Regions from separate parts of the Mus musculus genome. Here region 1 is linked to region 2. Evidence: chromatin loops called from intact Hi-C (ENCODE). Cell type or tissue: left cerebral cortex. All regions are shown on one strand. Links, peaks and the distances in the headings refer to the core of each region. The heading gives the core; the rest is flanking DNA. Region 1 overlaps U2surp (U2 snRNP-associated SURP domain containing). Region 2 holds the start of Gm39407 (a long non-coding RNA gene).

Region 1 (15,247 bases), core at 3,814-11,813, 210 kb before region 2:
AAGCCATTAGTGAATGAATTCCAAAACATGGGACATGGTGAGGTACCCACTCTCTGTAATGCTAATCTTCCCATATTTAAACCAAAAAGATATGAGTAACTTTATTAAATCACTTTATTGGTTGCAGTTATAGAAAGAATTTTTTTTAATCTGAAAATCTTTAACAAAGATTCAAAATTATTTTCTGACACTGACTAATGTGTCAGCTTAAATATTCATACGCTGCTCTAGACTTCTCCTTCACCAGTCCCCAAGTAGTTCAGAGTTGGCAGGTAAAGCGAAAGGATATTGGCTCACAGTGAAGAACACATAGACTGTATCTTACGCATTCTCAACTCAATTAAGTCCATGTAACTGCTAGAATATAAATAGAGTTATAGAAGACAGATTTGGGTAGGGGGAGTGAAAGCGCTCCATAATAATTTGTTTCAAAGTATCTGACCGTGAAATAATCTCAGTTATGAACTATATTTTCTACAGTTTTCAAACAAGCCAACTTAAATGGACACTGATATGTAGTAGAAAAAAAATAATTCTAAAGACCAAAAAATTACATGGAGGTTTAAATTTTTACAAAGGGGAAACTATGTATTTAGAACTACCAATTCAACTTCAAATTGTTTAAAAACAAATCACTTAATTTTAACTTAAAATTTATTTTCCTTCACAATAGTATTAACTGCTGTGCAGATATGCAGTACTGCTCCGTAGTAAGAAAGAACTGTCAACACCCATGCAGCTCGTGACACTGTTTAGACAGGGGCCATGCAATTGTCACTCAGTTCTAAAACCCCCATTGCTATAAGGCAAAGCCAAACTCAGGGAAGTTTTATGTGCAAATCATAAAACATGACCATTGACCAGGTGGACAAATGTTATAGATACAGAGATTTTTATCAATATAGTCAAACTTGACTTCATTAATTTAAAGAACATGAAAAATGATATATCAAGTTTAAAACCAAAGGATTCATTCTAATAGTAAGTCAAAACTTTTCAGCAAAATGTAATTTTGTTTAAAAATAAGCTGTGTCACACATAAAATTCCTAAACTTGTTTTTTGTTTGTTTGTTTTGGGTTTTTTGAATGCTAAAAAAATACTTTCCCTGTAAACATTTTAACAGTGGAAAAATAACCCACTATAGTATTAAACAGGCTTGTAACTAATAAGAACCTATCTTCATTAAATTACAAGTTTAAAGGAACTTTTAAAATGTTTCATATGATTATTTAAAATCAAAATGTGACAATTAGTTGGTGCTGACTTGGAATCAAGAGGAAGGCATAATCATACTCTTCCCTTAAGGATTATATAATTTTCTTATTTAAAAAATTACTTTTTCTATCAAAACAAAACAGTGTAGTACAAAAAAATGTTCTATTTTAAAGTGTATTATTTTATATTTAAACAGTAATCATCTTATTCTGGGTAACCACAACAAAAAGAGGCCTCTCAGTTAAAATAAAAAGCACATTTATTGGAGTCGATCGTACCAATGTCTGGTAAACCTGTATACTTTCCCAATCCATCCCATGATGCCTTCCTGGTCCCCCGCTGCCGCAGACAGCTCAGCTGGTGTTGCTCACCAAGGCCAATGTCAAAGAGAATTTGGAATTCTTTTGTGTTCATTTATTATTCAACCAGTGTTGTGTTTCTGTGTTTGGGAAAAGGCTGAGCTTGACTGAGCAAGAGCATACCTACATGATTGTTCTTCATTAGCAGTGTATTAAAAAGAAAAAAAAAAAGAAGAAGAAAAGTAATAAAAGAGATCCAAACGCCTTTACTATGACTAAAAGATCCTAATACAGCCAGTGTCCATGAAAATAATTAGAATTTCTTCTTAAAATCAATTAGAAAAAAAGAAAAACAATACGACTGCACCTCCACTAAGATCTAAAACCAAGGTTGCATATTTAAGGCATGTAATCCAGATGTTTATCCAAGATAAATAAAGTGGGTCAAATTGTAATATTATCTAAGCTTTAAAACTCATTTTACTTATATACCTATTTTCCCTTCACAATAGTTTCAAATTAGCAGACCAACAACTCCACATTAATTTATTTAAACATTCTAATTTCTAAAGGTATTTAAAAACTCTCTAAAATGAGAATAAAAAACAAAAGAAAAGATGACATAAAATTGCAAAGTGTACTAAACTTAATTTTTACACATCCCCCAAATGTAGTGGGAAGGAGCCATTGCTCAGTCAAGATATTACCTTTTCCTCAACACCAGTTCTTTTCAATTCAGAAGGGGATATTGTCTATATTTAGATCAGTAATAATAAAGAAAAACATGTACCTTTCTGTTGGGATAACCACTTTGACTATGGCTTGCGACAGAGTCTGTATATGAAGTCACATCAGATAATAAACATAGAATATGTGAGTATTGTTAACAAGTAACAAGCAAAAATATACATATGCATTGAAAACACTACACATCTAATCACAAGTTCTGCAGGCAATCACTGCATTTGAAGTAATTATACACTAAGCAATTACATAATGCAAATGGATGTGTTCACAGTGAACAATTACTGTTCACCAAAGGCAAAAGCATAGAACATTCCTGCTAGAATGCACATCAATGTACTGAAACAGGGGCTACACTGACAATTAGCAGATAATTAACTTGTGAACTAATTAACTGTCTGCTCTGACCACACAGTTGGTTACTTTGTTCCCAAGCCTTTAAAACCAGCCCTGGCATTTCAAGTGTAATCAACTCATAATAGAACCAACAAATTCTTATAACTTGAAATTAAGTTGGTTTTATGTTTAATAAAGAAAAATATTCACCCTTTGTTTTTACTAGATTAGTTAACTATTTTTGAAATATCATATATGCTACTATATAGTCTAATAACTCAAGACCTTGAAAGCTATGTTAGTTTGCTGTCATCCAAACAATTTAACTATTTAGGTGGGCTTTCTTAATTGAAAAGTCACTTAACCAAATAAAAACTACCATGTTCTCAAAACAAAGTAAATCCAAACACTGACTACAACACTGGGGGCGGGGGAGAGGGTGCGCTTACCGAGTGCTCAAAAGGGAATGGCAGCCACAAATAAAAATATTAAATATGACCTAATATTTCAATACAGGGTTTTCATGGGCTAAGGCAGGGAACATATTTACTTATTTATGAGTTGCCAGAGTAACACATGTCTATAAAAATTGTTGAAAAGAAACACTACCACAGATACAGTATTTACATATCAGATGCAGTCCTATGTACATTTTTAAAATTACCTTCTCGAAATCCTCCTTGTTTTTAGGTGGTGGTAACATGGGAGCATTGGGGTTTTTTAATCGCTCTCTAGGCTGCGCATTAAAAGGCAGTCCGGATGGAGGTGGGGGGAGCGTGTGTTCCATCATAGAAGGCGGAATGTATATTGGATGTGGAGGAATAGGCACAGCTTTACCCCAACCTAACTTCATTTCAAAAGACATAATCATTTTTCCTACAAAAGAAAAAAAGAAAGGAAAAAGGTTACTTTGACAAGCTCCAGAGAAAAAGTATTTCTGAATTAAATTTCCTATGTATATTTTCCAATTTGAACCAATTCTCAGAGTTTTTATGGCTAATTTTCTACACCAAAGAAGTACCTGACTCCTACAAATGGACACTAAGGACTTTACCGTTTAAGTTCTTTAGAGCTCTTTCAGCATCTCTTCTGTTCATAAAAGCCACAAAGCCACAGTTTCTTTCTCGTGCTCTTTCTTCATCAGTTCTAGGCCACATAATTTTTACACTAGCTAATGGTCCAAATCTTCCAAATTCTTGGCACAGCATTTCTTCATTCATCTATTAAAAGATCAGAGAGTTTGGTTATGCAACAAAAAGGAAAGGAGGCGCTAAGAATATTATGCAACCCAGAAAGCAAAATCATTTTTAAAAGTAGAAAGCAACATATTAACCCTACAGTATTACACTCAAAAACTAGAAACTCTACATTGGCAAAAAACCCTGCCATACTGGTGCATTTGAAGTACTTTCATATTAGAAGCCTTCTATTTTATTTAAATAAGCAGTTAGGGCTTGGCGTCTTAAGAGCTACTGGAACCAAAGGCATGTCTGATTTCTCTTCCTGTTTGAAGATCTTGGGATCTAAACACCTATGCAATCACAGCACAGGAAGATGGGAACCACAAGGAGCCCCAGAGGAGAAAAGGAAAAGAGGACCTCCATAAGAAAGCAAGCTACCTATCAGGAGGTGCCTCAAGAGTACAAACTAGTTACTAAGGAAGCCACATCTTCACAAATGTACAGGAAACAATTCAGATCCAACTAATAAGCCCCAAGTTTTCAAAACAATTAGAAAATACCATCTAATTCCATCAGATTTGTCAAGTTCAAAATCTTTTTTTTTAAAGATTTATTTATTTATTATATGTAATTACACTGTAGCTGTCTTCAGACACTCCAGAAGAGGGAGTCAGATCTCCTTACGGATGGTTGTGAACCACCATGTGGTTGCTGGGATTTGAACTCAGTACCTTTGGAAGAGCAGTTGGGTGCTCTTACCCGCTGAGCCATCTCACCAGCCCCCCAAGTTCAGAATCTTAATTTTATCTAATTATCCAACAACAAGAAAAAAAATGAACATAAGCCAACATTCATTTTATTTTCCTTATATTACCTGTGGATTAATGTTTCCAAGGTATAAATTTGTAGTGCTGGGATCTCCTACATCATGTGAGCCAGGTGCATAATCATCAAGAACTAGAACAAGGAGAAAAAAACAAGTTACACCCTGCGAAATACAAAGTTGAGACAATTCCTAATTCTTTAAAAAGCAAAAAATCGGTATTACCACCAGACGATCTATTTCTTCTTGAAGGCACATCCACTTAAAGGGGGGAAAGAAAACAACTCTTAGTTTCTAGGACAATAAGTCATAAATGTGTGCACTAAGATAAACATCACTTACTAGAACGTCGCTGACCATCAGAGTCTGACTGAGGAGGCTCAAACCGACTTAACCTGCCTTTTGTTTTATGTCTCTCATCACGTTCTTCCTGAATTCTGTTGAAAATAATTATAGTTAGCTAAGAGTACACCACAAGTTACTCATATTTAGTAACAGTTTCTCTAGGTATTATCTTCAAATAATGTGATGTGTTTATTTGCATCAGTAATAATTATAACCAAGATTAGTGAGCCCCTCAGTCACAGAGCAGGAGTGATGGCTCTTAGGGGGAAAGGAAAGTCAACATAAACCACTACTTACGCTTCTGCTCTTAATAGATTTGATGACACCTAACTTGAACCCCACTGAATAAACAGGATTCCAGACAGAAAATAAGCATCTGAACTAAATCTATACATTACAAACAGATATAGACACTGAATAAATGCTAATTGATTTTCAAGCACATCCTATCTATTGTAGCTTCAGAAAGCTCACTTGCAAGCCAGCAGATAACTAGTATATGTACCAACAGCTATAATTATCAGTCCAATATGTCTACGATAGAATTCTATTTTTAAAGATTTTATTTTATGTATGTGAGTACACTGTTGTTCTCTTCAGATGCACCAGAAGAGGCAGCAGATCCCATTACAGATGGTTGTGAGCCACCATGTGGTTGCTGGAACTAGAACTCGGGACCTCTAAAGAGCAGCCAAGTGCTCTTAACCACTGAGCCATCTCTCCAACCTGATAGAATTCTTCCTATAAAACTTACTGTTTTGACAGGAGTGGTGGTGCACGCCTTTAATCCCAGCACACGGGAGGCAGAGGCAGGCAGATTTCTGAGTTCCAGGCCAGCCTGGTCTACAAAGTGAGTTCCAGGACAGCCAGGACTATACAGAGAAACCTTGTCTCAAAAAAAAAACCAAACCAAACCAAAACAAAACAAAAACAACTTACTGTTTTAGTTCTTCTTTGAAAAGTTCCAAATTGCTTTTTTTCTTTTCCTTCTCCCCTTTTTTCAGTGGCTATAAAGAATATAATAAGTTATAGTTGAAATAAAAAAAGATTAAACAAAATTTATGGTTTTTGAGGTGATAAGAATTTCTGGAAACACAAAAATGGCATTTTTTTTAATAACCTTGAATTTATCATCTAATTGTGAATTACATAGCAATAAATCTGCTTTTTTGTTTGTTTGTTTTCAGAGGTATCTTGACAGCCACAAAAGAAAAATCCATCTCACTATTTAATGTAATCATATTTAATTAACCAATGTGGCTCCAAGTGACCTGATCCCACATTTATCAACCTATTATCTACCATAAAATTATTTCCAATGAACAAAAAAACTCTATGATGAGAACTTATCAAAATAGACACACCAATTCCTAATTCTTAAAAGGTCCCAAAACCATCCCGAAAAACATGTACTACATGTTTAGGATCACAATTCAGAACTGTTTAAAAGAAAACAATTTTACTGTACATTTACAACTCAACTTTTGACTGCAATATATAATACGTACATAGTAACAAAGGTTCAAAGACTATCATTACCATGTTTTAACCTAATCTATTACCGCTTATCTAGATGAACTACTGAGTTAGACAGCATCAAAACTCAACACCTACTTCAAGACTTTAAGAAATTTTGTATAGTAGATGCACTCAGAGTACCAATAACAATGCCAAATTCTAAAATCACTGCTCAATTATGTAAGAATGACTTACGGGTTTTTTCGTCTCTATCACAAGAAGAGATGGCGGCCTTTCATTGGATGACTGATTTGGAGGATTTTTTTGATCTGCAAACCTTGAAGATGGTTTATAGATTTTACCTCTTTTTTCATCTGTTTCATGTTCATCTGAAATTTAAAATAGTAGTTTATAAAACTAACTTCATATAATTTTCTTAAGAAAATTATTAAGTATTAAGTATTTTTAGTATTTTAGTATTAAGATTTGAATATAAAATTAAATTTACATACTACCACTCAACCTGAAAAAATAAAATCACAATTTGACCACTTTATAGCAAAACTATAAAACATTAAAAATTCTGTAACATAATTCACTTTTTTTAAACTTGAAAGGTACTAGTTATTATTATTATCATCATCATTATTACTATTATTATTATCTATTTCATACAGTCCCACTAATCAAATTTGAGTCTTAATTACTTCATATTTGATCATTTATATTGTTTATTAATCTAACCACTAGAGGGTGCTAATAGAAAAGAAAAGTGATAATTCAAAGTCAAATGTCTTCCATAATTAATCTGTTATCACATTATCCAAGGGTTGTTTTCAAAGCCAGATATTGGTACTTACCTTTAGCTGCATTAACAACCCCGCCTCGAACAAACGTTTTCACTTTATTACCATCACTTCCTTCAAAAGCAGCAAGAAATTCCTCATAAATTTCGGCCGCTGCCTTCTCATCCTCCTAAATACGTAACGAAATATTAGTTACACAAGAACTGCTGTTTGGGTATGGTTTGACTGATTCAGTTTGCTTTGTTTTGAGAGAAGATTTCACTGTGGAGGCCAGGCAGACTTGAACTCAGTATCCAGACAGGCTGGCCTTGAACAGAGATCTGACTGCCAAATACTGTCTTAAAGGCAAATGCCAACACAGAGAGTGGAAGCTCACCAGTAATGAGCACTGGCTCTTCTCCCTAAGAACCCAAGACCCAGCACGCACACTGCAGCTCACAACCACCTCTAATTCCAGTCCTAAGGGACCAACCCCCTCTTCTGACCTCTCTGGATACCAGGCACACACATTCAAGCAGACAAAAACACCCATATACAGAAAGAAAAAGAAACAAAATACACAAACCTCTCCCTTCTCAAATCTAGTATCAAATACTTGGTGGACATTACATATTAGCCATGATATGCTATAATTTAGTAATAATATTACTAAATGCTAAGTAATTCAAACACAAAGGCTTTGCTCCTTTACTAGAAATTGAGAGATGCAGACAAGAACCCCAGGCAGATAAACAAGTCAATGTATTTAAAGGCAATCAAGAACCAGACTACAGGACAAAGGACTAAGTAAGGACAGATCCTATTGCTGTTAGAAAGTTCTCCAAGGCACGATGACTTAATTCATCAAATATAAAAATTTCCTTCTCAAATAATCAAAGATACAATAGAAACAAAGCCACAGAATATCCTCCTGACATGGCATTTAAAAAAGTAGAATTGACATCACCATCTAAATATCCTCAAATATGTATGAATAAAATACCAAGCTGAGAATGGTGGCACATGCCTGTCACTTCAGACGTCAGACAGGAAGACAGAACTCCAGACCAGCCCGAGCTGTGTAAGACACTACCTCAGAAATAGAACACATAAGAAAATAAAAGAAGCCTCTAGTGTCAGAGGGAAACAAACAGACTTTCCCAGAAACAAAACTGGCATAATTTACTGACAACTAATTAAGAAGATAGAACAAAATCAAAATTTTTTGTATTATATAAGATGAAAAACTGCATGAAGATTACATTTTAGGAAACAATCCTAGGAATTCAAAGGGATTCTCCTGGGAATACAGATGCTAGAAGAAAATACAGGGAAATTCCTCTATAAGCCAGAAATGGAAAAGAAAGGAAAAGCTTGGTTAAAAACACAGTAATTGTAAGGAAAGACTGACAACTGATTATAAAAACAGTTTTTACATGGAAGAATAAAACCAGAAAGAGAATAAAAAGAAATAAAACGGAGGTAGGGGGCTGGTGAACTGCATTGCCACTATAGGAATTGCAAATTCAAACACTCAGGTATCATTTTTCACACTACAGACTGGCAAAAACTCCCCCAGTATAATCTGCTACTTGTGGGTGGTGATATCACTAACACATTACAGATAGAGAACAAACTGTCCCTGCCTGACAGAGAAGTACAGAAGAACCACATTTATTAATTTACCATTCCAACAATTTCCCTTTCAGGAATATGCCTCAAAAGGCAAACTAAAAGAAAACCAAAATGCATCTGTGTATATAACATTATTCATAACAACTTTACTTGCAATATAATGTCCAAAGAGCAAAACCACAAATCCCAATAGGATTTTACAAACCTATGAAGCTTTAAAAAGTTCAATGTTTCAATCCTACAAGTAATCACAAAGATATAATATTTAATTTAAAAAGGTAAATGGAGAAAAGTACCCTCACGCTATTGCATTCATCTAAGGGAGATGGGTACACTACAGTGGTGCATGCACACACAAACACACACTCACACTTTGACAACAAGAACACAACATCACACAGAGCTATAGATAGAGAAGCTAAAGCCAAAATCATGAACATTTGTTGTGTTAAAGACTTGACTCCTGTGTAGATGCAAACATCAAGAAGTCAAATTCTTCAGGAAACACAGCTGCTACTGCTCTCTTACACAGTCACTTCTAAGTATAACCTAAAATACACTCCAAACATTACCTTTTTCTTCAGTTCCTCTTGTTCCTTCTTACTTAGGGTTCGCTTTGCTGTGCTCATTTTTCCAATACTGAATGCTTTAAGCTTGTTTTCTAGAAGAGGCTATAAAAAAAAGCAAAGAGATTATTTTGTCGTTACATACAAATTTTACTGTTACCTATAAGTGTAACGTACTTTAATGATAACTTCATCTTTAGAAGTAAAGTACCCATGCAAAGAAAAACTGGCACACTCCAAACTTAGATCTCAGGCATCATTCTAATGTAAATAGATAGTAATTAAGGGATGCTTTTTATTTCCGAACTCAAAGTCAGTTACAGGCAAGAGCCATTTTTTAAAGGGAAATAAAGGTTAAAAACCAAAGAAATAAAAAACAAGGCTTAGGAGAAAAGAAAGCACAGAGGAGGGCAAATAGACACTGCAGGAAAGGCAGCAGCTATGACAGGAAACACCCTCAAATGGGAGGATTAAAATCACATCACATCCGTAATTAAGTACCTCATTTATCAAAAACACTGATATAAACATAATTTCATTTTTTATTGAGAATGTACCATCTACTTTGCATTCAGATTTCAGCATATATAAATCTTTATAATATTTTTGAATATACATGATCATTCCTAATCTGAAAATCTAAAATCTGAAACACTTAACACCACAAGTGGAACATTTTATATCTGATCTCAAAGAACAGGTTGCAGTCAAATTTCAGGTGTAAAATACTGTGCAACAAATTACCTTTGGGCTATATGTGAAGCTATACATAAGAAAGAGATGAGTTTTATGTTTAGTCTTGGGTCCTATGCCCAAGATACCTCATGTATATGAAAATATTCCAGAAGTCAAAATCTTAAATAAAAAAAGGAAAAAAACAATAAACATGCCAAGCAGTTCAGATAAATGAGTCAATTTATACAAGAAAACTGTGCCTGGCAGCACTAAGTAAACACACTGGGTTTAAAGAATAGAGTGGGATTCTTTCTTCCCTCTTCCTTCCTGCCCCTGTCCACTGCCATCTTCACAACACTGCCAAGCTAAGATGTGGACCAAGCTCAGGAGCTGCCTCTGTCTGATAGAGCAGCTCTCAGCCTCACAGAAGCTTCTCCTTGCAACAGTGAGAGACCACTGCAGAAACTACAACTGTTCAAAATACAGGGACTAACTAACTAACTGATTGAGGGGCACTAAAACACAACTGAAAGAGCAGATCTTAAGAGCCAGAGACCAGGAAGTCTGCTGATAGACTGTCTCCTAGAAATGACAGCCATGAAACCTTATATGGCTGCCTAAACATGACCTGAAATAACACCACCAACAGACATGCTAAAGTGGAAGAAGGAAATCTCCAGTGGCCCTACCTCTAGACAGAAGCCAGGCAACTAAAGACTGCTGAGAAGGAGATTTAGTCTTCCCCAGGGATGAGGCCCACAACTGGTTATACAATACCAAGAGGAAAGCCCTGAAATCATACATACACAAGCAACACTAAAACAACTCAGCAGCTTGTACTTAGTCATTTATGTGTATATATGCATATACATATATATATGTACACATATATATACACACATATCAATAATAATAAAAGGGGTGTGATTTGAGAGGAAGTCAGGAGGTGGGAACACAGGAGGGGATAGAGGAAGGAACTAGAAGGGGGAAATCATGATATAATTTTATTTAAATTTTTAAACATTAAGGAAAAGTACATGAAGTTGGGGGGAAAGGGGGATGTAAGAGGGATTGAAAGGGGAAGAATGGAGGGTGGATTTGATCAAAATCCATTTATATAAATGAAATTCTCACGTATTTTAAAAGAATTAATTATAAAGACAGGAACTCTTAATGTAGACCAGGATAGCCTTGAATTCACAAAGATCTTTTTTTGTTTGTTTGTTTTTTGTGTGTATGCATATGAGAGACAGGGCTCGTGTGCCAGAGCATATGTGTGAAGGCCAAAGAACTTAAGCTAGCTAGTTCTCTTCAGCCATCATGTAGGTCCCAAGCAGCAAGCTGGGGTGTCAGGTTTGATGGCAAGAACCCTTACAACTTGAGCCACCTAACCAATCCAAAGAAACATTTTACTGAAGCCTTCATTATTACAATTTAGAAAGTTTCCTTCTAAAATCTGATCTAAATAGTCTATAGGCCTTTAGTTGTTTCATGTTACTCGGGATTCACAAATGTAAAAGGTAGGGCAGTTAATTAAATACAAGCCTAAAATACTGAAATCTTAAGTTTTTCTCTTCCTTACTAAAATAAGAAGCTAACAAAGTACTTTGGAAGGATATTATGGTGAGAAACATTGAGGCCACCTATTTTGAAGGTTACATTAAAAGCCCTCTGTGAAAGATAATCAGTTAATAACACAAAAGTCACTTCTCTTTCTCTCTCCCTCTTTTAAGATTTCTATTTTCTGAGTGTTTTGCCTGCACATACTCAGGTGCACTATGTGTGTGCCTGGTGCACAATGAGACAGAGGAGCATGTCAGAGCCCCTGGAAATGCAGTTACAGAGAGTTGTAAGTCACCTGTGGGGTACTGGGAACTAAACCTACAGTCCTGGGCAAAAGTGCTCTTAACCACTGAGCCATCTCTCCAGCTCCAACAATCAAATTTTCAAACAGATTCAAAATCATCTTTTCCTCAGAAAAGAAAAAATGTCTTGCCATCATTCACTGTAATTATAGTTAGCTTCAAATGAAGACTACGTTGAAACTGAAGGAAAAACACAATTCTAAGAAACTAAATGTATAGCCAGGCATGGTGGCACACACCTTTAATCCCAGCAGTCGGGAGCCAGAGGCAGGCAGATCTGAGTTCAAGTCAGCCTGGTCTACAGAACAAGTTTCAAGACAGCCAGGGCAATAGAGAAACCCCTTCTCAAACCAAGATGGAGGAAAAATAGAAGGAAGTAACAAAGAAAGGAGAAAGAAGAAGAAAAAAGAAAAGAAACAAAATTTGCATGCTCAAATTTTTGTTTATAAATCCAAAGAGAAATGGCAAAAAAAATTTACTGAATGTTTATTCAAATGAAGAATATAATCTTTTGTGTAAAAACTAAGTTTTGCTGAATTAAAAATACTTAAAAAAAAAGTTATTTTAAGATGTGTTCCTATGGGATGGGGGAATATGTCTTTAATCCCAGCAATCTGGAGACAGAAGCAGAAGATCTTTGTAAATTCAACACTATCCTGGTCTATATTAAGAGTTCCTGTCTTTAAAAAAAAAAAAATGCCGGGCATGGTGGCGCACGCCTTTAATCTCAGCACTGGGGAGTCAGAGGCAGGCGAATTTCTAAGTTCGAGGCCAGCCTGGTCTACAGAGTGAGTTCCAGGACAGCCAAGGCTACACAGAGAAACCCTGTCTCGAAAAACCAAAAAAAAAAAAAAAAAAAAAAAAAAAAGGATAGTCAGTGTTTAATGCTGGCTGGCTGATGACTTAATATTTTCTGATTTTTTTTTCACAAGAAATTTTAATTTGTATACTTTAAAATAGTGCTAGAAATTGAACCTAAAACCTCACACATGCTAGACAAGTACACTAACCTGTATATCAACCTCAAGAAAATTTATTTTACATAGATTTTAGAAAGCCAGAAGACCTGAGGGAGGCGCTGTAGTAATGAGCCCAATTCTCAAGGGCTGGGGAAACTGAAACTCAGTCAGTAAAAATTCCACTGCCACTGGCGACTCAGCATGGAACCCCAGCACCTATGCAGTAGAGGTCGAGAATGTGTCTGTAGCCCAAGCACCACACATCTAAGGCCCAACGGCTAGCCAGGCTGGCAGAACAGAAGAGCAATTCTAGATTTGGTCAGGGAATCAGGTTCATAATAATGTGGAGTGATTGAGGAAGATGCCCAATGTTGACCTTTGGCCTCTACTTGCACCTGCACACACATATGTGTATAATACACATACAAATACAAAGGACTTCTTTCTGTGTTCCTGCCTGTCCTAGGACTCCATTTATCCAAGTGACTAACATCTACTCTTGTTTGTTTTCAGAGCGAACATAAGCTCTCAGAGCACTAGGAATGCATCCTTTTTATACTGTGCATATACATGCATGTTGTAGGTAGGTGGATGTGCATGCCAAGGCATGTGTGTAGTTGTCAGAAGACAACTTTGTAAAGTTATTTCTCTCTATCCACCTGCACACAGGCTCAATGAATCCAACTTGTTTCTAGGGTTACACAGCCAGCACCTTTCTGAGCAATTTCACCAGATCCAATGATTGTCTTAACTGCCTAAATGTTTCTTTTTTGTTGTTTTTGGGTTTTTTTTTTTTTTTTTTTTTTTTTTTTTTTTTTTTTTTAAGACAGGGTTTCTCTGTGCAGCTCTGGCTGTCCTGGAACTAATTCTGTAAACCAGGCTGATTTCCAAGCTCAGAGATCTGCCTGCCTCTGCCTCCCGAGTACTAGGATTAAAGGCATGCACCACCACTGCCCAGCTGCCTGAATACTTCTAATAACTCAATAAATATGACAATAATCACTTTACATTCAAATGTTTATTTTTTTAAAAAATTTAAAAATTAAACACCTTTAATGAAACATCTAATATGAGCTACACATTTTTCTTTCAATAAATGGGAGTTTATCATTAATAAAGAATATTAATTTCACCAGGCGTGGTGGCACACTTCTTTAATCCCAGCACTCAAGAGGCAGGGGTGGTTCTGTGAGTTTAAGGCCAGCCTTTATTACAGAGCTAGTTTCAGGACAGCCAGAGCTACGAAGTAGTGGGATCCTGTCTCAAAATATCGAAAAAAGAACTAAGTACAAACCACCATATTCAATCAAGGTCAGAGCAAAACCGTCAGCCGTCCTTAGTCGTCTTCAGCAATACTCACTCTTGAGAGATTCTGATGAGGAGAATCGCAAAGGCTTTCGCGGGAACTCTCATTCCTATAATTGTGTTTTCTTGGGCTTTTAGGTCGTGTTCGACTTGGCATATCACTATCTGAGGGTCCAGATGCATCCATCTTCAGATAAAGTTTTAAAAATGGTTTCAAATATGACATCCACAGTACTAAAAACTAGAATTAATCCAAAGTGTCTACATACTGACAAATTTCACTATTATCTAAAAACACATTACTAACACTACCAAGTTCATAAGTAAATTCCTTAAGAATTTCATGAACTCTGACTTGCCCTTGAAAGCTCAAATATCACACTGGGAACATTTGTTACTCTTGAAGTAACAGGTTCTTTCCTTTAGTTAAGAAAATATCTGTCAAATACCCAAGTCAGATTAACAAGTTTATATGTCAGGCATTCTTTCAAGAAGGGTGGTTCATAAGATAGACTTACATCTTCATACTCTGGAAGTAGAGGACCTTATATGCACTTGTCTCATCACACAGGATATGTAAATGAAAGACCCATACATGAGTTGAGTCTTAAGTATTTTATAACCTCACTAAAAATAGTTTTGTTTTGTTTTGTTTTTTTGAGTAGTAAGTCAGCTTCAATTTCCTGATCCCATGATCTTTCTGCTTTATCCTCCCCAAATGCTGGGGTTACAAGCAGGGACCCCACTTAGGCTCACCCACTGAAATATTCTTAAGCTAGCATATTTTACTGTATAAGATGGGTGTAAATATAACAGTATATTTTGGAGTCACTTCCTTGATTCATACTAATGTGCCTAAAGTTTGCCTACCAGTTGTTTCTGCACTAGCAGGGAAAATGCAAACACAATGCAAAAGTTGAATAATGCCTTGGCATTTGTACAAAAGGGGCTTATTTTGGCCTACATGAGGCATGGGGAAGGGCATGTGTACACTTGTTTGTGCATGAGTTTGGAGTATTTATCTTCCATAGTCACTGCCACCTTTTTTTTTTTTT
Region 2 (15,247 bases), core at 3,549-11,548:
ACTGAGAGTGAGACTCAATCAGATGTCAGAGACAGAGCTTTTGAGAACAGAAACCAATTAGGAAAACTTATAAGCTGAGGCTCTATACATCCGACACATCTGAAAACAATAATATCAGTGGTTACATGATTCAAGGAAGAGCCTCCCGGGTGAGGAGGGGGATACTTGGGTTCTTGTGCACAGTATATCGCTAGAAGAACTGTGGCATAGAATGAGAAAGGCAAATAGAATCCTTTCTGAGATCCCTTATGGTCCCAATCCTTCCTAAACAGTCAAGCGTGGCAACCAAACATTCGAATATCTGAGCCTATTCTCATTCAAACCACCACACTGGCTCATCTTCCGTCTAAGCTACCTTTCACCCGTTGCATGTGGGTGTAAAGAATATGAACACATTTGAAGACCATAAAGGATCTCATACCGAGTCTAATTAGTGCTGCCTTTATGCACATGGTCATGGGAGCCATCTATTGGGGAGGGGTGGAGGACGTCCCTGTGGCTACACACCTAATAAAAAGTTTCTCATCCTCTTTCCTCCAGTAGCCATCGATCGTTCTTCCAGCAGGGTGGGGCCTCTGGAACCCCTCCAACTCCTTGCTGGAATTTGTGAATTGTCTTGATCTTGCGCAGGTTTCCTGTAAGGACCCACAACTGCTTTGAGTTCATGTGTGAACAGCCAAGTGCAGAGGACAGCATTTCCAGCACGCTTCCCCAGGCTTAGGCTCTTACATTCTTCTTGCCCCTCCCCTTTCCCACAGTGTTCTCTGGGCCTGTATATGGGGGGTTGGGGATTGATATAGAAGGTGCATTTATGGCTGAGTATGCACACTTGCTTATACTCAGCACTTTAAACAGTAATGCATCTTTGCTTTAATCACTGCGTTGATCACTACCCACTGTAGTACGCGACCAAGGTAACACCCATAAATAGTCTTACCATTGTTAGATCTTGCCTGGCAGATGATTATTGTAGCATGTAGGGTCCAACATGGGCTAAAAACTGGATAAAGTCGATGAAGCAGGGTCTCTCTTCTCTGTCACTGCAGCTAGCCAGCCTAAGCAAGCTTCCAGAGGAAGTCCTCTGTCCCCCTTCTGTCCCATTTTATCGTTTGAATGCTGGGATTACAGACACATGCCACTGTGCCTGGGTCCAGTTTTTGTGTGGATTCTGGGTATCTGAAGTCATCAGACCAGCGAGTACTTTTGCCTGCTGAGCTATGGATCCCTTAAATAGCATTCCTCATGGGAGACAGCAGAGAAGGAATTGATTGCAGGATGAAAAGAATGGAGCTTGTCCATAACTTGGATTGCCTAGGCCACTTTAAAAAAACATGTTTAAATTTTGTGAGCCAGAGAGAAAAGAAAAGGAAGAAAGGAAGAAATTGAGCACACGTATAGACACACAGAGACATCACATACTTTGGTTAGGCCCAACCACCTATCTCAACAATTCCACAAGTGTTCATGTATACTTACATAACACACATATGCCTACACCTATATGTGTGTATGTATGTATGTATGTATGTATGTATGTATGTATGGATAGATAGACAGACAGACAGATAAATATATACATTTAGTAGATGGGACTGAGTTTCAAATGCCACATTTATTTCTTCTTTCTGGCAATTTATACCTTCTTAGGCAAAAGTTCTTCATAAAATCACCTCATAGATAAAATGTTACACAAAGGGGAGTTACAGAGGATGTCTATAGTAAGTTCAAAGCAGTGTTTCATTCTATAAGCTCATTATAAGCTCAAAGCAACCGTTTCACGTGGCCTTGCTTTATCACAGTGCACACCTGTGGCCTCATCCTTGGACTTGACCTAGAATGAATGTTTTTCCTTAATCACAGATCTGTCCCCAGTCTATTTTCTTCACTTGCAATTATAAAAGCTCATTTATTCCTTATTATGCAGCCTTTACTTATTATTCTATGAGGAGAAGATATATTCTATTCTTGATTCTTTATGACATCTTTCTGGTAAAACAGCTAAGACCAACTTCTTAAATTTTCCTCTTAAAATTATTTGACTCAAATAAGGAATGCTAGAAATTAATTCATCTAGCATTAATAAATGAAAGTTCATCTTCATGTTGATCTGCAGGAAATTTTCCCACTAGGGTGGGTTGATGTCCAGGAATCATTAGGCTATGTAGTAATGGCAGGGAAGTCATATCAGCAGTGAGAAGCAATCCTGGGACAAAGTCTCTGAGGCTCTGCCTCTCCAGAGCACATCCATTGCAGCCATGCAAAATGGTGGGCCATCTCCAGGAAATTCACTTGCTTGCCATGGCCTTTCCTAGATGGCTTTGAACAGTTGCTAAATCATAACTTCATCCTATTAGTCTCTAGATTTGATGTAATTCCAATCCGAATGTCAATTTAGTTTTTGTTAGAAATTGACCATTCCATGTGTGAAAAAGCAGATAACCTAAATAGTAAAATTCATTTTGAAAAGTATATTATGTAATGGTAATTATCTATGGACTCCATCATTGTGCTGCTGTTAGATGCCAGGTAGCTAGTCTTTCCTGGATATACATCACAGATCACTTCTTTTGTAGCAGCAAACTAAGGTTCCTGTTGTTTTCTTAGTTTTTGTTTGTTTGAGACAGGGTTTCTCTGCATAGCCCTGAACCAAACTCAATCTAGACCAGGCTAGCCTTGACCTCACAGAGATCTGCCTGCCTCTGCCTCTTAAGTTCTTAGCTCTTTTCATCATAACTGCATTATATAATTCTCATCAGGTTGACACAAGCATAATTCTAATACATTAAAATTCATTGTTCGAAGCAGGGGTTCACCATGTAGTTCTGGCTAGTCTACAGTTTGTCATGTTGTCAAGGCTAGCTTTGAACCCTAAAATTCTCCTGCCTTATCTTCCACCAGGCTCAACTTAAAATTCATCATTTTTAACAAAAGCAGTTTTCTGAGTTGTGCAGTTGATCTTCTTTTATAGATCCTATGAACCAATGATTTGACTTTAGTTTCTAATGGTGTGTGTGTGTGTGTGTTTGTGTGTGTGTAGTGTTGTATAGGAGTATGCAGCCTATAGCCTTTGTGGCTAGCTTGTATCACTTTTTAAGATTCATCTGTGTGATGCAGATATCTCCAGTGTGTATGTGTGGTAGCTTTATGTGTTAACTTGCCTAGGACTAATTTCATTTCCCAGAATCCTTCGTGTGCTTCCAATTAGGGTGTGAGATCTGAAGTGACATAGCAGCTTTTCTGTTCTTTCTGCCGGGACTTTTCTGACTCACATATGCTGATTCATCTTGCTGATGCGGGGCAGCTGCACCTTTCTTTGGTCCTCCTTTCAGCATTTCAGATTCCTAACCCAAAGGTATGCCTACCAACACACTTCCAAAGGAGAGTGGCAAAGGCAGCAGTATTGCCACAGGATAGGACAGCAGAAGGCTGAAGGCACACAAAGTATAGTTCATCTGAGTCCATTTTCATGGCTCTAGGGAAGATCTAACAGTAAGATGGTATTGCTCCTAGAAGTGGCAAGTGTTGCTGAGTGTCTGATGTTGGCAGTTTGCATTTTAAGCCTTTGTGATCATAAGTTAAAAAAAAACACTAAATTTTATAGATGGCATATAAGTTATGTCTCAAATATTTTCCTCTGTGTATGTGGGGGTGTGTGTGCAGATACTGTGTGACACAGCATGCATGTGGATTTTATAAGGCAACTTGTGGGAGTAGGTTTTCTCTGCTGTGTGGGCACCAGGGATTGAACTTAGGTCATCAGACTTGGTGTAAGCACATTTCCCCTACTGAACTATCTTTCCATCCCTATAGTATCTCAGACTTAAAAAGTAAATGAGAGGCTGGAGAGATGGCTCATTGGTTAAGAGCACTGGTGGCTCTTCCAGAGGACCTGGCTCAATTTAGTCCCTACATGGCAGCTTACAACTATCTGGTACTCCAGTTAGGGGTCCCAACACCTTCTGACTTCTGTGAGTACCAGGCACACACATGGCACATACACATACATGCAGGCAATATACTCTCACACATAAAATAATTAAAAAATAAAAACCAAATAATCGTAAAATGCTCAAGCTCTATCAAACTTATGATCTAATGTCAACTTTTATTCACTTTTTTCTTACAATATGCTGTCATTCAAAATATACCCCATCAGTTACTCATGCACACATAGGTACTCTATAAATTTTTTAATAATTAGGTATTTTTTTAGAATGACTAAAAATCCTGATGTAAAATCCCAACTTGGAAGCGCATAATCCCATTGTAGACAAAATATATAATTTTACAATAAACATTTTTATAAGAATTTGCCCAAAAGAGGGAACACTTAAACCTGAACATTAAAAACAAATGTAAAAAGCAAGATGAAAGCTAACACTAGAATCCTCAGCTGCCCCAGGGTAGGTGGTGCTCACAGACCAGGGCTGTCTGCACTCTGGCCTCAATGCCGGCTCACATTCACCAAGCGCTCTTCAAGAATGTTCATGCGACAGCTGGGAAACCTTCAGTCACACCCTCACATGAACACTGAAAGGCAGTCAGATTCTCTTTCTATTTCAAATGGAATAAACAGTGCTTTACATCTCTAGCAGCGAGCACGAGGCCCCTTTTGTGGAAGCTATGGTAGGCTCTGAGGAAAACACTTTGCAAGAGTTGCTCAAGAGCCTTCAGCTGAAAGGAAAGCAGCTTTCCTCAGGGCTCCAGGCCTCTCCAGCCAAGCCCACTGTGACCAGCATGTGACCACATGAATGGTGACAAGCAGCTTCAACTTTGTAATGGTGAGTTTTACTCCAACTTGGAAACGTAGAAGGAAAAGCTAAACTAACCAAATACCTAGAGAAGTAGCGTTGCAAATGTATAAATATGAACAAATATTCTATGAGTAAAAGATGGCTACTAGTTTTCAAAAATCACAGACTTCTATAAATACTTGAACATATAAACTACCTCAATATAGAGAACTAGATATAAAATAATGTGTCAAAACAAAATTAAAAATATAAAATTATTATAACCATGTAAAAGTAAATATAGTACACTACAAATACCAAGATGAATTTAGATAGACATAAATAAATAAATTTTTTCCAAGACAGGATTTCTCTGTGTAGTCCTGGCTATCCTGAAACTCACTCTGTAGACCAGGCTGGCCTTGAACTCAGAGATCTGCCTGCCTCTGCCTCCTGTATGCTGGCATTAAAGGCGTGCATTACCATGACTGGCTTAAATTCAAATATTTACTAGAACTTTTCTCTGCTGCTTAAGATTCTAACAAAAGAAAAAATAGGGTATTTTAGATGAAACTATACTCCTAAGCAATATACTGAACTCTGTGTGAACTCCTAAAACAAGAGATTTAAACACCATGAGCTCTTCATTTCAAGTGTGTCTTAAGGTAGCTGCATTTGCTGATCTTTGTTTTATAAAATGGAGTGGGCCATGTGTACACTGATAGCTGCCCCTCTTAAACATGATGGAGTTAAGCACTGACCAACTAAGAAAACAAAAGAGCATGCGAACAAAACGGGTTTGCTTCTACAAAAAGCCATAGACAGGTTTTAAAAAACTAACTCTATATACATATTTTACATGACATATATTTATGCTATAAATATTTAAAGAATGGCTTTTGTGTAATTGTTTATGCCCATATAGATCTTAATTGATTTAATTGCAAGTATGCAAATACAGTCTTTCAGATCTGTTATGGAAAATTATTTCTACAACATTTAGAAAATGGTTAATTTCTTGGATAAAACATAGCATATTTAGAAGTCCGAAAGCCAAGCAAATCCCTTATTTCATTTCGGAATTTTGACAGATCTTGGCGCAGTTCATTGAGGTTCTCCACGGTGGCCTGGTCTGTGCTCTGCATCTTCTGTCGCATGGACGTCAGGTAGCGGTGCACCAGGCAGCACATCACCTTCTGGTAGTTCTCGTCTCTCTTTTGCTTCAAGTTTCTCCACTCCTTCAAAACAAGCAACCATATGGTAATTAATGACAGCAGAACAACATATGTGTATGTACAGTCATATACATGTAAGAACATGTATACACACACACATATATACATATATATTTGCAGTGCCTGGGTGTGCTCAGGGCCGCAAGCCTGCTAGACAAACATCTGCCATCATGTCATCCTTCAGCCCTAGAGACAATATTTAAATAATAGAATCACAGATATGTATTTTCAATACATTTAGAGGATAGTTTACTTTGGAATAAATCATACTCAGTATATGCTTAAGATAATATAGGCTGCATATCTGTTTCATTCACTCTCATTTAGGCTGATTTCACTGAAAAAGCTTAGTCTCAGTGATGCTCGGTCTACTGCAGAGACACATAAACTGCCATGAGAGACCCCTAACTATCCCTGTCTCTCTTACTGTGTGAGTAAGCAAGGGTTTACAGATGAATCTCTGTAGTGATTTCATGATGGACAACTTGGTTTTCAACTCTAATTAAGCAAAAATTCAACCAGACCACAGGGAATTCTGTTTTCCCTAGTAACCTTTTACAGTAACTGCTACCTACTGATATATTTTTAATTTCATCTATAAGTTTCTGGAAATTTTCTCTTATATAACTTCTGAGATGGTGTTTTCTGTTTTGTTTGGTTTACAGAATGTGAAATATTTATTGTCTGGTCTTTTAGGAAACTTACCAATCCATGGTTTACAAGAAGCACACATTGGATAAGAAATACACTGAGTAAGTTTCAAGACCTAAAAACAGTATGAACTAATAATCGTTCCTTAAATCTATAGTGAAAGTCTATGGGAATGGAGTTCATGTGTTAGGGAAACTTGAAAACTAAAAAAAGAACCAAGCCAACTAAAAAAATCCTTAGTTCTATTTTGTATTGTCAATTATTTATTGAGTTTTATACGATATAGTAAATCACACATTAGGCATATAAGTGAAACAGGTCAGCATAGCTCTTATCAACCCTGCATATCTGCACTGTGAAGCATCTGAGCTGGGCACGGCCAGACTTAGCTGGCAGCAAGCACCCACCATCGCAGCCCATCATAGGCACACACAGGACGCAAATTGTAGACCATCCTGGTATACAAAGCCAAGTTCCATGCCAGCTACATAGTAAGAATGAGGATCAATAAATAAGACAAAGAAAGAACTACAATTGAAATGAACAGTTGTAAAACTGTGGTGCAATTCAAAGCTCTAATCTCACCTTTAAACTGTTTTGACGTTTGACCTTGCCTTTCGAGGTATGCGAGCAAATCCATTTACTGAGGCTACTGATCATATAGCAGATCGTCTTTGGAGAAGGAATAATGTTGAAAGGTGGGGGCAGTGTACATTTGTCATCAAAGTAGCTAAGCCATAGCTTTGCTCGAGCAAACTTCCATTCTTTATCCTCATGATTCTATGAGGAAAAGCAGGATAAAATAAGAACGGACACAAGCTGAATGCATATGGGAAGGTTGGTGGAGATACTGATTAAAACTGTCTGTATGTTACCACATCTTATAGACTAAAAGAATTGGTCAAAGATGTGAAGTTGCTAGACATTATATTTTTAAGTCTATATTTAATTTTAAAATATTATTCATAGATTCTGTCATCCTTAGTTACTTGGTTTCCCACATCTCATGGGATGTGAAGACAGCACTTACTGCTATCAGCTGGAAGCTCTTGTGAAGCATCGCCACGAGCAGCTTCGTCAGCACAATCACAACCACAACATTGTAAGTTCCAACAATCACAGCTCCAACGAAGGACTGCAGCTCTTCCCCATAGCTAAACCTGGTGACAAAGATGGCCACGTGCGCTAAGGAGAAGATGTACCAGAACAGAGCAAAGCAGGTGCCAATGAACCTGTAAGGGCAAGTACATTCTCTTTAAAAAGGAAATGAATTAGCAAGAACAGATAATGCATTTATGTCAAAACTATATACAGGAACCATTAGTAATTCTTGTATAATACATTATAAAATATTTTTTGTTTTATTTTTATTTTCACAGTATATATAGTCTTATTTTTAATGTTATTTTTATTTTATGTGTGTGTACCTGAGTGTATGTATGCATACCACATGCATGCAGAATCCTGTTGAGGTCAAAAGAGGGCACCAAATCCCCTGGAACTGAAGTTACAGCTGTGAGCCACCAGGTGGGTGAGGGAAACCAAACCCAGGTCTTCTGCAGTAAGTGCTCTGAACCACTAGGACATCTGTCCAGCCCCTAAAGATTTTATTTTAAATGAGGAAATATGTGCAAAGATATCATTCCTATTTAATTTCTTTTGCTGCCTTTCTAGTCCCAATACAGTAGTCCATGGGGTATCTAGTTAGATTCTATCAGTCCTCTACTTCAGCCTTCAGGTGACTTTAAATTACAATAGCTCCAAATCATTACAATAACAGCAAGGTCTTACATGATCACCCCCACTGCCTGTCTATCTTGGCCAGCCCAGAAATCTTATTCATTAAATGAGGGAACACTTTGACACATGATAAGAACACGCAAATATACAAGTCAATACTTGTCTGTATTTTATTTAATGACGAGGAGAGTAAGACTGGGGGTGTAACTTTGGTGTTTAGCACTTGCCTGGCGTATACATACCCTGGTTCAGACAAGCCCCCCCCCCAGCACTGGAAAAGGAACCTAGTGGAGTATTCTGTCTAAATTATAGTGGCTGTACCATTCTTTATGATATACCAGGGAACTGGTCCTCAAGCTCTAATAGTCCTCAACTGTAAACAATGAAAACATGAGTGCTCTGGGTTGCACTGGTAACCAAGAGTTGCTACATGTACTACTAGTTTAAAGGCAGAGATGCTGAACATTCTAATATATGGGATGGACAGAAGAAATTTCCCAAAGTGTTAAGAGTGTAAAAATGTCAAATGTCCTCTCTTCAGACAGATTTCAGTAGAAAAGACACATAGAATGATTTGGATCTACTACTTAAGATCCTATAGGTAAAGATGATGAAAATGATTCAAGAAAAATGAGCATTTGTTAATGCTTACAGACACTCAAAAAGGATTTCTTTAAAGAACAATTTAAGCTGTGTTTGTGTAATGAGTAGCCACACAGAACTCAATAAAGTCCATCTAGTAAACTCTGAAGACACTCACGAGTGGAAGGTGTCATTGCTTTGCTGTTCGCAGAAGATGCCCACACAGTCCTTCTGCTCTTTGGAAGTGTACCCTTTGTCATAGAGCTGAGTCAGTCCAATCGTGAAGGAAAACAGAACAAGGAGGAACATTCCCAGAAATTTCCCAAAATCTTGTAACATCTGTCCCATTGAAATCTGTGGACACATCACATGGGTGTACATTAAAACTGTTGGGAAAACTATGTGTTAAATATGAAATTACCCAGTAGTAAAAGAAAAACAAACACATGATTCATAAGCCACACCCTTTATTTAGCCTGGTTAAATTTCAATATGTTATGTTAAGAGCATCAAAGCTCCAGCTGTGGGAATACAAAAAATAAACCCAACAACCCCAGCTACCTGACAAAAGCCATTGTATTATAAACCATTACCATGAGTACTAAATACACAGCTCCTGTCACACACAGTCTTCAAAGGGTATCACTGCTGTGGAGGGAGAAGAAGGACAGAGATCTTCATCTCCTCGTATTTGTTGTTGTTTTTGAGACACAGACAATCTTGCCATCAGACTCACAATCTTCCTGCCTCAGCTTCTCATATGCTAGGATTATAGGCAAGCATCACCATTGCTGGTAACATAAAGATTATCTAAAGGCCAGTTAGCAGAGATAAAAGGAAAGGACATCTAGTGATTGCCATATGCAGGGATCCATCCCATAATCAGCTTCCAAATGCTGACACCATTGCATACACTAGCAAGATTTCGCTGAAAGGACCCAGATATAGCTCTCTCTTGTGAGACTATGCCGGGGCTTAGCAAACACAGAAGTGGATGATCACAGTCAGCTATTGGATGGGTCACACGGCCCCTAATGGAGGAGCTAGAGAAATTACCCAAGGAGCTAAAGGGAACTGCAACCCTATAGGTGGAACAACAATATGAACTAACCAGTACTGGGGAGCTCTTGTCTTTAGCTGCATATGTATCAAAAGATGGCCTAGTCAGCCATCACTGGAAAGAGAGGCCCTTTGGACTTGCAAACTTTATATGCCCCAGTACAGGGGAACACCAGGGCCAAAAAGGGGGAGTGGGTGGGTAGGGGATTGGGGGGGTGAGTATGGGGGACCTTTGGGATAGCATTGAAAATGTAAACAAGGAAAATACCTAATTAAAAAAAAGAAAATAAATGCTTATATTTATGTGGCTTCTTTTTGTTTGTTTGGGTTTTTTTTTGTTTGTTTGTTTGTTTTTTTCGAGACAGGGTTTCTCTGTGTAGCCCTGGCTGTCCTGGAGCTCACTCTGTAGACCAGGCTGGCCTGGAACTCAGAAATCTGCCTGCCTCTGCCTCTGCCTCCCAAGCACTGGGATTAAAGGCGTGCACCACCACGCCTGGCTGTTGAGAGCTCTTGATCCTAGTCATTATCTCCTGAGAACTTTAAAAACAAAGTGTAAAGGCTGTTCTAAGTTCATTTTAGTGAAATTTATTTCAAACAATACAAAAATCCAGATTTGGTTTATTTTCGCCTTTAAGTTGTCTATTAAGGTTGGATGATTATAGCATTCGCAGCTACAGGCTTTCTACGTCTGGGATTGCTATTAAAATGATATTTGTCCTATTACCCTTCTCCTTAGTCCATATTTGTTTCTTCTTACAGCAGATTTTCATCACCTATTGTACAAAGAAATTGCGATGTATATTTTCATGTAATTTGATTTTGGAATTTTGTCACCTTATGTAGTGAATTCTTCCAAAATATAATTTTTTTCCAATAAAAAAATTTATGTGGCTTCTTAAAGTTTACAAATAGTAAATCATTTTAAAATGAAGCCTTTCATCTGATTTTGTAACCAATTCTCAGCTAACGCCTAAAGGACTGCGTCATCATCCAGACATCCAGCCCTTATTCCTTTCTAGGAGTGACATCTTTCCCTCACCTCCCTGCTGTGCGACTGCACCCTCTGTGCAAGCTGCTCTAGGAAGTAATTATGTCGAGGAAGCAATCGCCATCTTTTGTAACTCTCATGGGACAATGAGAGACTTTATTCAAGTCTAATTTCATTTTTGTTCCTACTTCTTCAGTATCTGAAAATTAGGTATTTTTAATAAATCTTGATTTTTTTTAGATTAAGGAATACTTTGACAGCACTTCTTAACATTTATTATGCATCTTTTAAAAAGATTTATTTTTATTTTATGTGTAGGAGTATTTGCCAGCATGTATGTGTGTGTAAGCCACCATGTAAGATGCTAAGGTCCCTACTAAAACAGCAAGTACTCTTAACTGCTGAGCCATCTCTCCAGTTCCTGACAGTACTTTTTGAAGAGGAATTAGCCCTAAAAGATAGCCAATGGGGAGAAAGTACAAAAGGGTCCATCTACTTTTAAAAAAAGTATCATTGACAGAGATAGCAAAACGTAGAACATTCTAAACATTGTTTAAAAAGAGTGATGTATATTTGTATATATTATATATTTACATGTTCTGTGCTTGCATAGAACACTTATAGAACATCACATAATAAAAACAGTACAGGCTGAGTGTGCCCATGCACGCCTGTAAACCACAGCACTAGGTGTGGTATTTACAGGCGAGTGACAAAGCTCCTTTATCCCACTAGAGTGAGCTGGCTCCTTAAGCAGAAGCCCTGTGAGATGCACACTGCGGGCTCTCTCGGGAGCCCTGGCTGCAGCAGTGACTAAGCCACATGGTGCTTTCAAGCCTGCACCGCACTCCTCTGGCGCTCTAGCAGAGTGAGGACAGAAGAAACAGGGAGGGTTTAGAATCGCCAAACCCAAAACGTGAGAAAAGAAGAGACACATTTTCCTTAATGCACTGGCAGTGACTTTGGTGGGTCACTTAGGAAGACAAAGTCATTCATTCACACTGTGACTATTCAGAATAGGACACCAGAGTCAGCAGGGAACGCACCAAGGCAGCAATGAAACAACTGCCTGTGACAACTTCAGGAAAGACGACCTTCGAAGACATTTGCTGCACTGTTCACTTATTTAGAAATAAAGTTTTGAAAGTGACCATTTATAATGATATAATTTTAATTTTCAAAAATTGTTTTAACATACACAAGTTTTAACAACACAACTAAGTTTAAGAAAAATAAGTGTAACCAGTTTGAATATCAAGGTGAGTAATACTAAAGGAGATCAGCAGAGACTGACATTAGTTCTTGCATGTTACAGAACTAAGTATAGTACAGAGACATCTCAGCAGTGCGCTCGCTGGCTTGAATACTGAACTTGTATGTGATGGGCAAGCAGCAAAACCAGCGAAATGGTTTGTTTGTTTGTTTGTGTACAGAACGGTCATAGCATTATGCATTTGTAGATATAATAACATATGAAAGTGTAAAGAAATAAAAAAGAAAATTAAGCTATCAATACTGACATTTATAAAGGAGTTAATTGAATGTCAAAAAAAATGAAAATAAAGCTGGTATGCAGCAGAACACATGGTCTGTGCAGCACTGGAGGCTGAGGCAGGAGGACTAGAATAGAAGGAGGTCTAGGGACACGGGCCACCAGGAAAGTGCCTGCTCTACAAGTATGAGAACCTGAGTTGAGATCCCCAGTACCTATGAGAAAATGCTAGGTCATCTGCAAGGATGGGGGAGACAAAGAGAGACATCTCCAGAGCTCACTGGCCAGATAATTCAGTCAGTCAGTGAGGGCCGACTTCAGTGAGAAATCCTGTTTCAAAAGATAAGGTACAGAGAGCATCAGGTGTCAGGGAAGACACCTCAGGACTCTATGCATGTGTGTGCATGCAAAGGAACACATATACTTTAACTGAAAAAGGAAGGAGAGATGCAGGAAAGAGGCAGAGACAGAGAGACATGCACAGAGATTCACACACACAGAAAAAGAGAGACACACACAGAGAGGATCATAGGATACTACTATGAACAACAAACTGGATAGTCCAAATAGACAAACAAATAACTATAAATATATAACCTACCAAGAATAACTCATAAAGATATAGAAAGACTGTAAATAATATAAAATCCTGTAATTGATATAAAAATTAACCCAAAAATAACAACCTCTCACCTAAGAAAAGCCAAGGATTAGGTGACTCCAATGAAAAGCTCTATAAAATGCCTTTTAAAAATTACAAGGGGACTGGAGAAATGGCTCACAACAAGGAGGGCCCACGAGAGGATGGTTAAATCTTTCTCAGAAGGGGAAACAAAATATATATCAGATGTTGATGGAAGGAGGGAACTGGGTAGAAGAGGGGATGGGGAGGAGAGCGGGGCTGGAGTCAGACAGGGAGAGCAGGGTAGAGAAGGAGAAGCAGCGGTGTGGAGGAAGCAATCTCTAGGACATGTCAGAGACCTGGGATGGGTGGAGGTCCCAGGGGGTATATGGGGGTAACTCTAGCTGAGACTCCAAGCAACTGGGTGATATAGATATGGAAGTGGTCACTTCTTCTAGCCTAGCAGAACTCCCAGTAGGGGAAAAAGGATAACTCAACCATAAAACCTTTGATCCTAAATGTCTTCTGCCTACAAGAAGTGCAGGGACAAAGATACAGCACAGACAGAGGGAATGGCCAACCAGTGACAGCCCCAACTTGAGACCCATCCCATGGGCAAGCAGCAATCCTTGACACTATTAATGATACTCTGCTATGCTTGCACACAGGAACCTAGCATAACTGTCCTCTCAGAGACTCCTCCCAGCAGTTGACCAAAATGAATGCAGAGACCCAGAGCTAAACATTAGACGGAGCTCGTGGAGTCTCGTGGAAGAGTTGGGGGGAAGCATTGAGGGTCCTGGAGGGAATATTAACTCCACAAGAAAACAACAGATTCAACTGACCTGGACCCCTGGGGTCTTTCAGAGACTGAGCACCAACCAAAGAGTATACTTGGGTAGGACCTAGCACTCCCCCCCCTCCCTACCCCCCCGTCACCCCATGTAGCAGATGTGCAGCTTGGTCTTCATGTAAATCCACAACAACTGGAGTAGGGGCTGTCCTTGACTCTGCTGCCAGTCTGTAGATACTGTTCCCCTGAGGAGCACACCAGGGGACAGCACACCTCAGTACCCTCTGCTTCAGTTCTTGCTTTAAAGTTCCTGCCTTGACTTCCTGCAGTGATAGACTGTGATGTAGAGCTGTAAGCTAACATAAGCCCTTCCCTTCCCAAGGTTCTTCTTTTGGACATAGTGTTTTATCAGAGGAAAACAAAACAAAACAAACCCCTAAGAAAGAAGCTGGTACCAGGCTGTGGGGTACAGCTGTGACACACCTGACTGTGTTTGGGAGGACTGGGGTGGCACTGACCTGTCTACGTCTTTCATGTTATTTCTTCCTCTTTAGTTCTTTAGTTCCTCTGGGCTTTTTTCTTTTTCCTTTTACTCTGTCTTTTTTTTTTTTTTAAATAATTTAAAATGCCAACTTATGTTCTTTGTTGGCTTGTTAATGATAACTGCTTTATCTCATTGATTGCCTTAGGGCTTACAACACCCATCTTTACTTTATTACTGCCTATTTTCAAGTGGTATCATATTACTTTGAATATAGTAGAAATTCTTACAGTAGTGTGTTTATATTTCTCCCAGACTGGTCTTATTGTTATTATTGTCATTAATTTCACATGCATATATCTCTATGTTAAAATCCTATAGATAGTATTTTTTATTAAAAGCCAAATATCTTTCAAAGTTTAAATATGAAATTTAGTTTGGTAAAAACGAGACTTTTATGTTACTCCTTTCTATGAAACTTAACAATATATTAAGACTACCTATAAAGAATGAAGGGAGGAGGCCAATGAAGCACAGCTTGATTCAGTTTCAATTCTTAAAAGAAAATTATCAATGAGCCACAAGCAAAGTCTTGCTAGTCATTTTCAAAAGCCAAGTAGAGTTTTAACATCATGAGAACAGTGCTTAAGTGGGTAAGCAGATGCAACAGTAGTGACATGCAATGAACATTCTTGAAAACCTTTATTTACCTGCAGTGGGCCCAAAATAGAGCTGGTTGTATACATAAAAAAGAGTCGAAGGTAACTCAGAACGTTTGCAAAAGCAAAAAGCCCTTCTGCTACAAGCGTGGGGTGGAATGCATCCCAGTCCTTCCGGTCAGCAAAGTCATGAAACTGGAAGCAGGAAGAGA

What was found. A loop is a pair of places that touch in the nucleus more often than their neighbours do. Peaks named below come from ENCODE experiments on the same cell type or tissue, not always from the same donor. Only the 100,000 strongest peaks of a DNase experiment are listed, where the experiment ranks them.
Region 1: it touches region 2 in a loop (3-fold over the local background); 2 of 42 quality-filtered maps call a loop at or near these places.

Annotation. Positions count from the first base shown.
Region 1 is chr9:95,486,441-95,501,687 of GRCm38, forward strand. U2surp (U2 snRNP-associated SURP domain containing) reads right to left here. Exons shown (of 28, transcript NM_001357974.1): 3 at 14,248-14,379; 4 at 9,395-9,493; 5 at 7,263-7,377; 6 at 6,658-6,791; 7 at 5,884-5,951; 8 at 4,942-5,036; 9 at 4,828-4,860; 10 at 4,651-4,733; 11 at 3,650-3,815; 12 at 3,260-3,471; 13 at 2,306-2,349. Among named protein-coding and RNA genes, the nearest start is that of U2surp, 18 kb to the right of the region's middle. In left cerebral cortex, for the core only: a CTCF peak has its summit at 7,159 (motif pointing right); a DNase peak (open chromatin) is centred at 8,795.
Region 2 is chr9:95,700,997-95,716,243 of GRCm38, forward strand. Trpc1 (transient receptor potential cation channel, subfamily C, member 1) reads right to left here. Exons shown (of 13, transcript NM_011643.4): 9 at 15,087-15,230; 10 at 9,120-9,295; 11 at 7,650-7,851; 12 at 7,205-7,399; 13 at 4,086-5,971. The coding sequence ends at 5,744. It overlaps Gm39407 (a long non-coding RNA gene), which reads left to right and starts at 5,912. Exons shown (of 3, transcript XR_871033.3): 1 at 5,912-5,993; 2 at 6,634-6,720; 3 at 7,605-7,691. In left cerebral cortex, for the core only: a CTCF peak has its summit at 8,129 (motif pointing right); DNase peaks (open chromatin) are centred at 3,649, 4,562 and 9,217; H3K27ac peaks cover 474 bases.